2 separate regions of the Mus musculus genome follow, and region 2 is linked to region 1. The links are chromatin loops, found by intact Hi-C in ENCODE. Cell type or tissue: left cerebral cortex. All regions are shown on one strand.

What was found. Hi-C counts contacts between places; a loop is a spot of excess contacts. Peaks named below come from ENCODE experiments on the same cell type or tissue, not always from the same donor. Only the 100,000 strongest peaks of a DNase experiment are listed, where the experiment ranks them.
Region 2: a loop joins it to region 1, with 2.5 times the contacts of the local background. A loop is called at or near these places in 2 of 42 quality-filtered maps.

Annotation. Positions count from the first base shown.
Region 1 is chr8:57,573,562-57,576,061 of GRCm38, forward strand. All of the region lies in intron 2 of Galnt7 (polypeptide N-acetylgalactosaminyltransferase 7), which reads right to left. Among named protein-coding and RNA genes, the nearest start is that of Gm25379, 25 kb to the left of the region's middle. In left cerebral cortex, a CTCF peak has its summit at 1,032; a DNase peak (open chromatin) is centred at 1,043.
Region 2 is chr8:57,636,401-57,638,900 of GRCm38, forward strand. All of the region lies in intron 1 of Galnt7 (polypeptide N-acetylgalactosaminyltransferase 7), which reads right to left. Among named protein-coding and RNA genes, the nearest start is that of AW046200, 14 kb to the right of the region's middle. In left cerebral cortex, no CTCF peak of the experiment used is centred here; DNase peaks (open chromatin) are centred at 1,422 and 1,627.

The sequences.
Region 1 (2,500 bases):
GAGCACACAGTGCCATCAGTTGTGTTTTCGCTGTTGAAAATCTGGCTCTAAGATTAACCCAAACCTCTTTTATATCGCTAATTTGCTAAAAAGGGGGAAGCCTTGTACAGAATAAGCTATATAAGGGCCCTGAACCCACGAATTAAAAGTTTAGAATTAAGTCTTTGAAATAATGTCACATCAAAAGTTTGCATCACAAAAAAACTTACATCACATTGCTATTTATCCTACTATTGTCTCTAGACTTCAGGAATGATGGGTAACTTAGGATAAGTTCCTGAATTCCAAAAGCAATTACTACTACAAAATATTAATTATTTTGACAGAGTACCCAGCCAGTGAGGCTTGAATCCCTGTGCTTGAACCAAGGCCACCTTCGTGAATTTAACTTTAATTCTTATGACAATGGCAATAGTTTCACTATGCCACCTAACACCATTTCTGCCCTAAGAATATGCTGGCCACCAGGTGTCGTTGCTTTATGCATCCCAGTTAGCCTCCTCCTATGTCGTTAGTGTAGAGACAGGAGCTCACAGCATCCGGTCAGTCACCTCTTTGCAAAGGCACAGCATCTTTATAACATAAGTCCATGCTCTGTATCAAAATATTAAAAGAGGCTGAGGCAGGAGGATTCAAAGTTCGAAGCTACATGGGACGACAAGGACAGACCCTATCTCAAAAATGATATGTTATAAATAGAATTTTTGGGTAGTTTGGCTAGACTGGAATAATTTAGTAGATAATTAAACTTTCTGATGTTAAGAAATTTGCAATGAAAGGCAATCTTGTGTTATTCTAATTTTTAGCAACGAATGTGTAGAGGAAATGATTAAAGTCAACTTAGTTTTCAAAAATCTATTGTTTCTGTCCTTAATCATTGTGCCTTACAGCCTTCAACCAAAAGCTTTCACAGACTTTCCCGTGGCCCACCCCACTCCCAACCTCCTTTTCATTCAGAAACAATCAAAACAAACAAACAAAGCTCTTCCTCGGAGGTGGCTGAGGGCCTGCAGCTCAGAGGCGCAGGCTCTGGGGGGCGCTCTTGCCTCACAGGAATACGAGCTCTCTGAGGCTGCTCTTCCCAGTGCAGTAGGGACTCACAACCTGTCCCTTTACAGCGGCAGTTGTGAATCTCCAGGGCCTTCCAAACGTGGAGTTTAGAGTCTCAAATCTTTCTCCAGAGCCCTTTATCCTAGTTTTTGATTTGCTCACTGGGAGTTTCCATTCTGCACAAAGTGCAGCTATTTTTCCCCTTTGATTAAAATGACAGTGCTCGCTCTAAAATAAGTTACTGGGTTATTTTTTTTTTTAAATGTGATTTTCCTCCTGCATGTTAGCTACATTTTGAAGATGGGATCTCCCACAGGATTCAGTGAAGAGGGAATAGCCATGGGCTGTTTTCCCTGTGACATGCTAAAAGGCATGGCTGAATGTAATTAGACTACGTTATTTATATAGCCGTAACTTGTGTAATTAGCTTGGCTTCCAGGTTAAATTGTTTTTTTTTTTTTAAAAAAAACATTGTAACATGTTTATTTTATATATTGTACGAATGACAAAACAACAATCCTGCTGATGCATCTTTCACATATTTAGTTCCCAGTGAACAAAGGTAATTAACTTATTTAAAGTGTACTTGGGATATAAGCACTGTACATAACTAACTATCGTACTACCACTTCCACAATCCCCACTGAAGAAAAAGGGCTGAAGCTGCCTCAAGGCCTATCCAACAGCTTGCCTTCGCTCGTGGGGATGCCAGACTCCCACTTAATCTTGAGACAGAGAAAGGATCTTTAACTCGCTTCAACCACTTTGACAACCTGGTCTTGAACAACATCACCAAGACCCACACAGCAGCAGCAGCTAAAACACAGGTGAGATCTGCTTAGTGTATGGCGTCAGGACATCGTCATAGGGTTTTACAGGCTACCAGCAGTAGTGTGCCCTACCTCTCTACCGCCCTGAGTGTCTCATGAATGTGTGGCCCAAGGACAGCACCTGCTCACCGAGAGACGCTTGCTTTGCAGAATGCCAGCTGTGAGTCTAGAATAAGTGCAGAGGGAGGGATCTCCTCTTTTCTTAAGTGTGACAAGGAGCCAGTTCCACAAAAGTGACCGATTTTCCATGTGGAAAATGGCCCCCTTTCTTCTGGTCGCGCCTGTACCATAAGATGGCCCTACCTCAGTGTTTGGCTTTGACTGTTCTTTACAACTCAGTACTTGTGATAAATGGGTACACGCATATTCCTGGGAAGCTTTTCATGGACAAGGAGAAAAGATGAGAAGAAATCAGATGATTCCAAACTCAGGACTTCAGGAGTCAGGAAGGACAGGACTGGAGGACATAAAACCTGTTTAGCGACTGTGAGATCCAATCCTGAAGGAAAGCAAAAGCCAAAGAAAACAGTTAAAGGCCCCCAGGTGTTTCTGCTTCTTACCACAGTCCGTCCTCTGAGGCCTTAAACCCCACAGGCTGTGTTCTCTATTCCGTACACCTT
Region 2 (2,500 bases), 63 kb after region 1:
AGGCTGGCTGTGATGACAAGTCCTTGACATCCTAGGATACAGTGGGAGGCTCAGACAGGATGATAAGAAGTTCCAGGCCAGCCTTAGCTACAGAGTCGGGTCTAACTGCAGGAAATAAGATAGCAAGGCAACAACAAAGACCAAATGACTGGCATGGAGCAGCACTTAGTGCTGTGCCACAAAGGCTCCTCTGCTTTGGAATGGCACTCATTCCCTGCCCAAGACTGAGAGCCCATTCTCCACGTCCTACCCTAGTCCCTAATCAAAGAGTTGAATGTAACCGCCCGAGGAATGAATGGCTTGATCTACTTACAAACGTGGCTGAGTTTTTCAAAATCTCAGCCAAACGGTGACAAGAGAGGTGCCAGAATGTCACGTGGCTCTCAACCATGACCTTGCTATGTCTGCGGAACCTCAGCAGAGCTCGTCGCTCTTGATCGAATAGCATCCAGTTCCCATAAGAGAAACTAGTACAGTTCACAGAGCAGAAAACCTGAGGCCAGTCGGCTGTGAGGCTTACTCAGGGGAACGACAAGACTTTGCCCGGCAGCAAAGACTGAGCCTCCACCACACATCCTGGTAACTCGCTCAACATTATAAATTTAGTATTCCTGAGCTGTAGGTCCCTTTGGCTGAATATCAAGTGCATTTAAATCATTAGACTGTCTGGAACTGGAAGCATTTCACAGTAGTAGAGAAGTCAAATGAATATAGAACAAAGTTTTATAAGATCAGGGATTTCTGTCAATGAACTAACTACAGCAACCAAAAATCCTCCATCATACTTTACCTGAATGCTTACACTCCCTAAAATGAACTTCACTAGTTTTCTTTGGAGACACTGGTCTGTACCCTTAATAGTAAGTTAAACATCCAGGGGATTGTCCTTTCCGGATCCCAGACGCTACTGACCACACCACTCACCCATCACATACTGGGAAACAGGGCTGTGCACACAGCTCGCATGTTCACAAGGCAGCGAGGAGAATTGAATCAACTGACCCACAGGTAAGGCCACAGTGGCTTCTGTCAAGGGCAGGACATTTCTTTTGTGCTTTGCTTCACCTCAAACTGGAGTGGCACGGTTTTGTTTTAGTTGGCATTTTCAGGGTGTCTACACCCAATACGTGTTTAAATGTATATATGCAATATCCTAAGTAAAGACTGGATTTCAGTACTGACTCATGGGTCTGCAAAAGAAGTGGCTCCGATAAATACCTAAACTGGAAAACAGGAGAAGTGAACCAGGAACTTGACTTAATAAGACGCTGTATTCTCCAATCTTTCTGTACTCTTTAAGATACAGCTACTAAGAAAAACAGTGGCAAATGGACCTAAGAGTCGACAGGGGCTGGGGGTGGGGCGCTGGCAGGAAGAGAAGCCAACTCAACAGCGGTGCTCAGCTTCCAGAGCGCCAAGGCTTCAAAGTTACAGCGCTACTATTCTAAGTCAGTCTTAAAGGATGTTATCAGGAAGACAGTCTATTTAGAAATTTAAATTTGATTTGATTTTCATTGCTGCATATGTGAGGCGGTTTAAAATTATACCCTTGTCAACCCAGGAAAATCTACAGTTCTTTGACAAAAAGGATTTGTGTAGGAAAAAAAAAAATAATCCGCCTCCGACCTTTCGCCGATTCATAGTCATGGCTGGACTCCACCCCTCCTCACACAACTGTGGTTTTCACAGGATGAAGAGGCCTCTGAAAACTATTGGTGTGTGTGTGTGTGTGTGTGTGTGTGTGTGTGTGTGTGTTTTAAGTGGGGCATGAGCGAGCACTAGAACGTGGAGGGAATGCAGAGATAACATACAGCAAAACTTTAAAAGGTTCATTATCTTCAATTTTAGAAATGAATTTCGTTCTCTCATTAGCACTGGTTCATGAGCAGAGTTATAAGGTTCAGCTATCTTCAATTAAAAAGAATCAGGGAGACAGAGAGAGACAGAGACAGAACTGGATATATTCAGAAAATGTACTTCTCTGTGTCCATGTCTGGCCACTGTAAGCAAGCTAGCTAGGCTCCAAACTCAGAGGCACACTGTGCCGGGATGGCAGGTCTGGACATTCTACCTCGTACACTGCACACCTCCACTACGTGCTGGCCCTCGAAAGAATCTTTCTCACATTTTACACCCACTGTGACCCAAAGAAACTGACCAACCACTCAAGGGCAGGCTTCATAATCAAGAGAATCAAATCTTCTATCAAAGGAGGGGAACAAAGAAGTAGCTCGCTAACCAAATGGCAGTTCTTCTCATGAATACCAAGGCACCAACAGGGAAGGTATTTCAATCCATTCGAAAACAAAAACTACACTGAATAAATACATATTATCTTTGCTATATCTCAAAAAAAGGATTTATGTCTTATCACTATTTATAAAACCCACCTTCCACACTTTCTGTATTTTATCAGGTCTTTTGACATACATGAGACATACTTCCTTTTAAATGCAAGTGCCGGTTAGGCAAGCTAAAAGTGGATGTAAATCAGAATGCT